Linked DNA regions of Homo sapiens: region 1 is linked to region 2. A link is an interaction called in ENCODE POLR2A ChIA-PET data of the cell type or tissue named here. Cell type or tissue: IMR-90. All regions are shown on one strand. Each heading gives the region's core, and the rest is flanking DNA. Links, peaks and the distances in the headings are about the cores only. Region 1 has its middle 1.2 Mb from the start of LINC01950. Region 2 has its middle 1.1 Mb from the start of LINC01950.

Region 1 (5,394 bases), core at 61-5,060, 110 kb before region 2:
ATTCAATTAGCGCCAGCCTATACCCACCATTGCCCCAAAGCATAAGCCCAACCAGAACCACCAGAAGCAGGACCCATATCAGCTCCTAAAGTCAAATCTGTGTCCATTGTGGGAGGTGACTGATGGACGTGAGGGAATACTTAGAATACATGTGCCATTTTCTATGTGTATAGCTTTATACAAAGACAAATTTGGTCAGTTTTCAGAGAATCCAGAAAAGTTTATAAATGAGTTTGTTAAATGGACCATGTTCTTTTATTTAACTTGTCATGACTTACAAATATTGTCATCCACTTGCTGTGCTGTGGGAAAAAAAGTAGAGGAAAAAGCATGCGGTTAAACCAGTCAATTATGACAAAGTTGATAAATAAGTCAGGTAAAAGAGGAAAATCCTACTCTGCTTTGGGGGCATTTGGTTCAGGCCCTCAGAAAATCTGCTAATGCAGACCCCTACTCTTCAGAAGGGCAAGTTCTTCTCAGTATACATTTTATTACTCAATCTGCCCCTGACATTAGGAGGAAGCTACAAAAATGAGCAATGGGACCTCTAACTCCTATGAGCTAACTCTTAAACATGGCCTTTAAAGTTTATGACAACAGAGACAGGGCAACAGAGGTGTTTTAAAAAAAAAGAGCCAAAAAGTACAATTATTAGCAAATGCTTTAAGCCCCTCTGCACTCTCAGGGCTGCCCATCCTGAGAAAGTGTCACAAGATTGGTGTCTGGAATGCCCAGACAAGAGCTCCAAACTTGCCAACCCCTGGGCCAGAATTAGTGTGCTTACTATAAGCAAAAAGGCCAATGGCAATGAGAATGTCCTAACTGTGTGAGACAGAGAGAAAAAGCTCTGCATAAATTATAGAGCTTACCTTCTTCCACTAACCCCAAAGAGATGCCTTGCTCAAGTATGTTTACTGGGGAACACAGACCCTAGAACCCGATGGACAGCTTTCCACAGTGGTGACAAGTGGCTGCCTAAACATTTTTTTTCAGTGTCTCTACTGTTAGGTGAGCTCTCCAGAGGCTTGAGAACTCCAGGGTCTTTCCTTGAGCAATGCAGTTTGCCCCTTTCCTTCCTTATATTTGATGCCATGGGATCCCCTCCCCTGTCTTTTCTTCTCTTCCATTTGGGACAAACAAAATTTGGCCAAATAGATGGGTCACAATTTATAACTTGAATCCTGTTGTCTTATACAGGTCATTTTATCTGATGCGTTTGTTTAGGTATATATGCAGGTGTTTAAATGTGTGTTGTGTCTAGTGTGCTATCATATTGACATTTTTTTGTTCGTTTGGTTTTGAGACAGTCTTGCTCTGTTGCCCAGGCTAGAGTGCAGTGGTGCGATCTCAGCTCACTGCAATCTCTGCCTTCCAGGTTCAAGGGACCCTCCTGCCCCAGTCTCCCAAGTAGTTGGGACTACAGGTGCATGTCATCATGCCTGGCTAATCTTTTGCATTTTTAGTAGAGATGGTGTTTCACCAGGCTGGTCTCAAACTCCTGACCTCAAGTGATTCACCCGCCTTGGCCTCCCAAAGTGCTGGGATTATAGGCATGACCCACTGCACCTGGCCTCATAAATAAAAGAGTGGCCTTATAAATAAAAGAGTGCTCATAAGTTAAACAAGATAGTCTAAGATTATTAGTTTGCAGAGAATGTTGTGTCTTCTAAAATTTAATATTTTTACCTAGCTAAGTCACTGATGTTCATAGGCATTAAGATGGTTAAAATGCCTTTAAATGGTGACTAGCTCTGCATGGTATCCTGATTCTTGGAGGTGGTCTAGAGAAATCTGTTAAAAGTGAAAAAGTTAAATACATGGGAATAGAATAGATGCTTAAATAGTGAGCATTTTTTACAGTTAAAAATCTTAAATTTATAAAATGATTCTCATCTATATAATGCCAAAATCTGGTGAGCAGTTCAGGATTTCTTGCTTCCTAGATTCATATAAAACATGCCAAAAATATATCATTTATTGGGAAAAATAGTTTTATTTCAGAAATTATTAAAAGGGAGGTTCAAAAATGAGGGAACTAGTGAGTATAAATAAGAAGGAGGGATATAAAGAAACAGTAATTTTGTTTAAAAAGAGTCTTGTACAGTAAATTCTTTTCCTAGAGTAAAATGATTGGTTATTTAAGACAGAGGTAGTATGGACAAGTCAGAAAATCCAAGCATTTTGTAGATGGTCTGCATTGGTCATAAGGTTCATAAAGAGGAATTTATGAAAGGAATTTTGTGTGTAATCAAACTAGCTGTAATTAAAAAGAAATTGTTTATAAGAGAATTTCTAAAGAATGATCTACATTTTAAAACCAATTTTTCTTAAGGTGCTAATTTACTGAATTACCAGAAAATTTACTTTTCAATCCTGTAATCTATTTCTTTTGAAAGCTTCTCAGATTAATGTAACTCATTTCTTTAGCTTTTGGGCAGTTCCTCTGAAGTGTTCTCCTCTGATTCTAACTGTTGTTGTAAGCTAATGCTAAAGTATTTTTTCTTATAGGTCTGTGGGGAGCAGTGTTTTCCCCCAATATAGCTTAATTCTATGATCTTAAAAAAAAGTTTCTTGAGAAAAGTTACACATTTTCTCTACGTGCAACTTTATTTTGGCTTTTGGCTTTTGATTCTTATATTGCTTAGAAAGGTTTTGGGGGCCAATGCATGCCTGCCCAATTACATTTCCTTTGGCCAGGAGGGATGCATTTGTTCAGTCTGTTGGAGGCTATGGATTTTGATTTTTTGGTTTGTATTCTCCTTTTTGTCAGGGTGTACCAAAGACAATGTCAAGAACTAAGCTTTTATTTTATTCTGTGCCAATGCTGGGTGGTGTGCTACCTGTCCTTGTTCCATTGTGTTCCTTGGTGGGATCTCCATGGCCAGGGGCTTGTAGCCAGCTGGATGTTCTGGGCTGGGTGACAGTGGAAACGAGTAGGCACTCACTGCCCCTTGAACTCCTTTTGAGCAGTATGGGAGCTAAAGACTAGGAGCCAGGACACGGGCTTGTAAAAGTAGCTTGTCGGTGGGTTCTGTGTGTTGTGCTGCTGTGGTCTTGGCTTGCAGTAATTAGCTATACAAACCTTCCTTCTCCACTTTGGAATTTAGGCCAGGTTCAGGAGACCCACCAATATTAAAATAAAACATTGCCCTTTCCCACAAAGGAAAAGAATAGCTCCCCTGTTCAACCATGAGATTTAGTCTTACTAAAAACTTAAAAAGAAGAGTCCCCAAGGATCAATTACATCCAAAATGGAAGAGCTCTTATTAGATGTTGTTAAGTGCCCCCATACTGCTGTTAAATTTCAGAAAATAACTACTTGGGTGTGCTAAAAGGGATTAAAACTGTTCTTATGAGTCACAGTCACAAAGGGAAGACACTGTGACCTACATCTGTAAACCTTTGAAAGATCTCTGTTACCTCAGAGGTAGAGAATCAACTGCCAAAAAATATAGATCCTAAAGGAACCAACACTCTGCTGGAAGTGGTAACATGTTTCTGTGGGTGGGAAAAGAAGCATTGATTTATCTCATCTTCCTTACTGTAATACTTATTTTCTATCACTTTAGACTACCACCTCCTCCTGGGAAATATCCCTTTTGTCTTTGTTGGGGAAAGAGGCCACTCTAAGGCCCAAACAGACACTATGCTGGCATTGTTAATCCTCTTTGCTATCCCAATTACCCTGATCCAGTGTGGGTGGGAAAAAAACTGTATAGTAAATATTATTAAAATTATAGATTCAAGGAATCACCTTTATGGTTGCTAGATTTGTTATCAACCTCCCCAGGATAGAAAGTTCCAGTCCCCAGACCTCCTAACTAATGATAGTGATTCTAATGTACTCAGACCCCTATTTTTTGGTGGAATTCTCCCCCACTTAACAGACTCCTCCTGAACTCCACCACCACTATTACCAGGACCTAGAAAGTTGGGTTATCTATATCTCCAGTACATTAATGATGCTATCTTTTGTACCCACTCTGTGTTAATGACACAAAAGTGGAAGTTTCCCTGTGACACTCTAATCCAACTCTAGTTGCCAAGTTCCCAAGGCAAGGAGACCATATACGGTGCCTATTTCCAGGTAAGAACATACAGAAAAAAAAACAAAAAAGAACACTACCTAACCTGGGAAGGTTAGGGAAGTGGGTATATCACCCCCTTCTCGAAAACAAATATTGTTCGGCCATTCTCATTGGAGCAGGGGAAGAATCTTTCTATAGACCCAACTTGGCCACAAAGGATAGACATTATGACACATAGATCCTCTTTGTTTGGAGCCATGATGACCCAGCATGCCACCTGGGCTTATTTTTGTCTGTGGCCATGACTACTCAGGAAGCCACCTGTTCCTTTAGGAGTGGCTTTCCCTTGTATATCAAAAACTTAGAACAGAGGTGAATGTACATTGGCCACTCTTGCCCCTCCAAGAGTCATAGTCTATATTCTCATAAGATCCAGGAATACAAGAAGTCAATGAGTAGTATAATTAATTCTGACAGGAATTGGGGCAGCAATAGAACAAGTGGCACTCTGGCCTATCAAAAGTCAACCCAAAAAACTTAACTCAAACCCTAATATCCTTAGCCATCAACAAAGGTAAGACATTAAAGGGAACTGAAGAGTCCCTAGACTCTTTGGCAAATGAGAATAATTTTGGCAACACAGCAAGACCTGTCTCTAAAAAAATCAAACTTAAAAAAAGTTTAGCGTGCCTGTGGTCTTAGCTACTTGGGAGGCTGAAACGGGAGGATTACTCGAGCCCAGAAGTTCAAGGTTGCAGTGAGCTATGATTGCACCACTGCACTCCAGCCTGAGCAATAAAGCGAGACCCTCTTAAAAATAAATAATAATGTGTATATACATACATATACACAGAGACACACACACTCACATACATTCATATATGTACACATTCTATATTTTTAAAATAATCTTATATATAAAGAACATGTATATATATAAAAAATGAATACATAAAACAAAATATATAAAATGAAAATAGAAAAATAAATTTAAAATAAATGTATAAAATAATTTATTAATATAATAAATAATGTTAATAACTTTAAAGTAAGTATTAAGATATACTAATTGTGGCAACCTTGATGATTCTATTGAGGGAAAGCTCAGATGCTGTACTTTGAAATCATTACATCATTTTTACAAGCCCACAACATCCATGGGCTGCTCCTGGCAAAAGACTGAGTTAAGCAAGGATACCAAGGAAGGCCTGTTCCCAGCACATACAAACTTCTCTGTTAGATGGCTTTGGCTTGAAGAGTTTTGAATGGCTTAGCTGAATCTTCCTTGAACTGCACTGCAGTCTAGGATGTTTCCATCAAACTTTATTTCCCTATCTTTCACTCAGGGTCAGACTCATATTGCCTT
Region 2 (5,394 bases), core at 219-5,218:
GCCTATAGCAGGTAAACAACTACTCTCAGGAATCTTGTAAGTGGCAAAGGCTGGCGGTTTATCAGTTCAAGAGCCAGAATATAGAAAATGAAGGCCTCCTTGTGGCAAAACTCCTATCTCTGGAAAACCCCTGAGAAAAAGTTTTGTTCAGCATTTGCAGCACAATTTCTTACTTTCAATACTTTAAAGTAGTTAAGACCAAAAGTCCTCAAAGCTGTCCAGTCCCGGAGAGGTAGATAGGTGCATTTCAAGGACAACAAATATACACCATCTGATTGTGGTCTTTCTCAACTACATAAGAATTGGAAAGTCACAGAGGCTAATATTTAATATCAAAAATGAAAAACATAAAGCTGTTCTCTTTTTACACCATAAGTAGAATTTGACATTTTGAATACCTAATATTTTCCCTAACTTACAGATATAGGAATATATTATATTAATGGCTATTTCTTAATATACCATCTATTATTCAGGCTACATTCCTTCTCTGAATATTTTATCTTTTTTATTTTTCTCATTTGTGCTTCTCATCTGAAACAGACTAAAATCCCTTGTTACTAGTTATCAAAACTGGATTTCTTTCAGTATCTAACAAAGTTTAAATTTATAAAAATAAATGAATGAATGAAAAGACTAGACCTCAAAAAGAGATAGATGAACATAGAACATAAAAGGATTCCTCATTTGTCATGTCACTGCAATTCAAAAGTCTCCGCCAATGCAAGAAATCTTCTTTCTGGATAGATGTTTGCTATCCTTTACACTAGTTGCCTTAATAATAGATGATTATAGCCTGTCTGCATACTTCCTAGAGCTTAAATTGGATATAATTTTCTTCATTTCCTGTCTTAAGTCATATTGAAAATGTTTTGAAAAATTTTAAACATCTGCTTAATTCCACTAAAGAGGTGGCTATGTTTTATTATAAGTGAGGCAGACTGTATGTTTGGCTATCTCTTGTGTGTATATTCAGCATGGTGATTTTGTATAAATGGGCCCAGACATTTAAATCATACATTTGTGAGCCATTTGTAAAGTCTATAGAATTTTTTTAAGTTAGAAATTTAAGATCCTGATCTTATTATGACTGAAATGATCATATGTGAAGACAGAGTGTCTTTGTCTGTTGATTTAATGGCTCCAATTACTATCTAATATATATAGACAGGCATCTACTTGTCCTGGGAGACAGAAGCTTTCAGAGCATCATGTCTCACTTGCTTTTAAGTCAAATTTGGTTTTCATTCTTTTGGCAGCTGCTCAAGCTTATTGCTACATAATTGGCACCAACAGCTGCCTCTGCTGTGTAAACCATATGAACATCACACAATCCCGGATCTCGCCATCTCATTATTAGCACACTTTTTTGTGCAACGAGGTGTGTAGGCAAAAATAAACAAACCAAGAAATATTATGGAGAGCCTTATGATTCTGGATTCAGACAAATTTCTATAAGATTTCTTTCACTGTCTGAAGCTTACACAGTACCATAATTCCTTACAGCTTTGTATGTTTATGTTTATTTTTCTACCTTCCCTTGGCTTCCTTAATAGAGAAAATACATTTCAAGAATAATTAAATAAGCTAGCAATGTAATTATAAAAAGACTCAACTTCTACACTTGACCCTTAAAAATAAATTATAAATCTATATTTACTTTGTGAGCATAATTTAAAATAATGAACAGGAAAGACGGAAGGCTAAGTAGAGCTCCATCAAGGTATTACCTTAAGGCATATGGAGTTTTATCTAGTTGATGATAAGGTGAACTGAAATATCGAATTCAGAAACATTTCTCCTTTTGGTAACATAAACCAAACATTTATCCATCTGCCCTTTCAGTGGGATGCAGACCTTTGGTCCATAATATAATTCACTGTAAGTATGTTCATTAAAAAAAAAACAAAAAAACAAACAAAAAAAACAAACAGCTGTTCCTCGTAACCACACCACATTAAATGTTCAGTAAGCTTAGAAAATATATCCTGGCTGGCAAAGATAGATCTAGAGTAAACAAGACTGTTTAGTTCTTTGCCACAAGTAACCCTGCTTGGTCATTAAATTAATTACTTGTGTGTGACTATCTTAAGTATCTTTAAGGCCAAAACATTTATTGGGTAAAATATAGGATGTCGGGTCTAATAAATGTTATTAGTACATGTATACTCTGCGATAAAAGATACAAAAATTAATAGAAATATGCATGTGTATAAATACAAATATTTGTTTAAACTAATATATAAATAAATGAATACATACTTTATTATTTCAGTTGCTATGGCTGAATTTAGCTGTTGCCAGAGAACAAAATAATTATTTTAAATGAATGATTTTTTATTCCTCTTCTTCCTTGAAAACAAATATTTTCTTATAGCCTGATTGATTTACCTCATGAAATTGAAGAAACAAAGATTGCCAATGTGTTTTTCTTATCTATCCATTTACATCAAATCTACTGTCATTGAGACCCAGATCGTAACACCTAGAATAAAACTCTACATGGTTTTTGTCCCTTTACCAACCTGTTCCAAATTATTCAAAGATATTATATCAGCTTTCTAAAACATATCATGGCATTTTTTGAAAACTAGAGAAATACTTATTTTTTTTAACAATCTAAATCTTCAAGATAAAGTATTCACAGAATCAAATCTTGCCCTATAAATAAACTCCTACTGTATCACACACACACACACACCACGTATCTCCTTACATTTGAGTCATCACTCCTTGATGATATTTATAAACATTGGTTGAGTAATTGAATCTATATGTTCAACACAGTTTCTGTGCATGCGTGTGTGTGTGCACACACATGCACACATGCACTTGTGTATCTGTGGTTTAAATTTGGCACTGTTTATGTATTTGGGAAGAATTTATTTCACAAACTTCGTTTCACCTTTATGATAGGGACTCTATTAAACACTGAACAAAATAATAACTAAGTCATAGCCCTTGACTTTTTGGAGTTCCATTTTAGCTGGTTAGAGAAGTTTCCTTTAATCCTAGTTTGCTCCGAGCAAAAAGAGTTAAAAACAGCTTTTTATATGAATAAATGCTGAATTTTATTAAAGGATTTTATCTACATCAATTGAAATTAATCATACAGCTTTTCTTCTTTGTCTGAGTTTCAAATCTTAAACAAAGTCTTTCATTACTGAAATGAATTCCACTTGGTTATAAAATATTATCCCTTTATTTATTGTTTGATTTGATTTGCAAGTATTTTTCTGAGGATTTTGTATCTATATCCATGATGGATATTTATAGTTTTCTTTCTTTGTAATGACTTTGTCTGATTATGATATGAGGATAATGCTGGGCTAATAAAGAAATAAACATATTCTCTCTCATTCTATTTTCTGGAAGAAATTATGTAGAATTGATATGATTTCTGTCTTAAATGTTTGGTAGAATTCACCAGTGAAACCATCAGGGCCCAGTGATTTACTCTGTGGAAACTTTGATAGTTTATTTTTTATTTTTTTATTTTTTTTGAGACGAAGTCTCTCTCTGTTACCCAGGCTGGAGTGCAGTGGTGCAATCTCAGCTCACTGCAACCTCCGACTCCCAGGTTCAAGCGATTCTCCTGACTCAGCCTCCTGAGTAGCTGGGATTATAGACACGCACCACCAAGCCCAGCTAATTTTTGTATTTTTTGGTAGAGTTGGGGTTTCACCATGTTGGCCAGGCTAGTCTCAAACTCCTGACCTCAAGTGATCTGCCCGCCTCAGCCTCCCAAAGTGCTGGGATTACAGGTGTGAGCCACTGAGCCCGGCCCTCTGTGGATACGTTAAAACTCATGGTTTTTATTTCATCTTGAAATATTTTTGGTAGTTTGTATCTTTCAAGGATTGGCCCTTTTGTAAGTGGATTGCCATGGAATTGTTTGTAATACTGTCCTATCATCTTTTTAATATCAGTGAAGCATGTACTGATGCCCCATCTTTCATTTGTAATATTGATAATTTGTGTTTTCTTTCAGTTTTTCATTAGCTTTGCTAGATGTTTATCAATTTTATTGATCCTTAAAAAATCCCTTTGGTTTTATTGATTTTCCTCTATTTTTGTTGTTTTTATTTACACTGATCTCAGCTCTAATCAATCACCACTATTACCTTCTTTCAGCTTAACCCAGGTTTATGTTGTTCTTCCTGTGGTGCTTAAAGTGAAGACCTAGCTTACTGATTTTAGATAATTATTATTTTCCAATATGTGCATTTAATTTTAAACTTTTCCTCAAAGCACTGTTTTACAATATATCTCACAAGTGTTGACATATTAATTTTACTTGCATTTATTTAAAAATTTATTTATATTCTTGAGATGTCCTCTTAGACCCATGGGGTTTTTAGAAGCATATTATTTAATTTTCTACTATTTGGAGATTTATGGATACCTTTCCATTATTATATCTAGTTTCATTCTGTTATGGTCAGGTAGTATGCTTTGTATGATATCTATTGTATTATCTTAAATAATTACTATATATTTTGCTCGTTCTTCATTTCTGAAGTTGTGTGATTTCTTCTGGAATCATTTCTCTTTAGCTTGAGTAACTTTAACACTTTTTAGGGCCAGTCTGCTAGTAACCACTTCCATTAGTTTTTCTTTATCTAAGAATGTCTTTCTTTATTTTGCTATAATTTCTGAAGAATATTTTTGCCAGATACAGAATTATGGGTTGAGAGAATTCTTTCCTCTTTTTCATAGTTAGTCTGGTTCTAGGTTTATCAAATGTGCGATTACTCTTTAGTTTTCAAATCCTTTGCTATGCTTGTGTGGGTGGTTCCATTAATACTGTGTAAGCCCAGTCTTGTTTATATTTAACAAGACAGAAACAGGAAGTTCTCTTCCCTAGCTCTCTCCTTTCTAGAATTTCCCCACACTCTCTGTATACAAGGGCACCTTACCTAGTCTTCTGGCCAGAAATCTTTTCTTTGTCTCCCCAGTAATTTAGCTTGCCATGCTTTGATGCAGTTCCATTATTCTGGAGCCCCCTCAAGGCTAAGTAATATGAGAAAACAGAAAAAAAATGAGGAATCCCCCCCAAATCTATGGACCATAGAGTCTCCTTTCTCCAATTTCTCTGGCCAGGAAAAGTGGGTTTTATGTTGAACTTTTAAGTAACTGTGCCATTCCATGCCACTGATGACTCACTCCTTTTGGAATCCCTTTCTGTCCTGGATTCAGACATATTTATTTCTTATGGATTTTCTCCTACTTCAATAACTGCTCTAGCTCAGTCTCCTTGAGTGGCACCACCCTGTCAATTCTGTAACATCCTTCTAAGGTCCCTCCTATTTTCAGAAATGTAATAAAGTTCTGTTTGCACAAATATGACCCTTCCTTCACCTTTTCTCCCATATTTCTATTTGAATAAAAGGT

The links. ChIA-PET counts read pairs that join two places held together with the same protein. Peaks named below come from ENCODE experiments on the same cell type or tissue, not always from the same donor. Only the 100,000 strongest peaks of a DNase experiment are listed, where the experiment ranks them.
Region 1: POLR2A ChIA-PET joins it to region 2 with 5 read pairs; 2 of 35 experiments call an interaction of 5 or more read pairs at or near these places.

Annotation. Positions count from the first base shown.
Region 1 is chr5:105,842,464-105,847,857 of GRCh38, forward strand. No RefSeq gene overlaps it. Among named protein-coding and RNA genes, the nearest start is that of LINC01950, 1.2 Mb to the right of the region's middle. In IMR-90, for the core only: no CTCF peak of the experiment used is centred there; no DNase peak of the experiment used is centred there.
Region 2 is chr5:105,951,820-105,957,213 of GRCh38, forward strand. No RefSeq gene overlaps it. Among named protein-coding and RNA genes, the nearest start is that of LINC01950, 1.1 Mb to the right of the region's middle. In IMR-90, for the core only: no CTCF peak of the experiment used is centred there; a DNase peak (open chromatin) is centred at 2,732.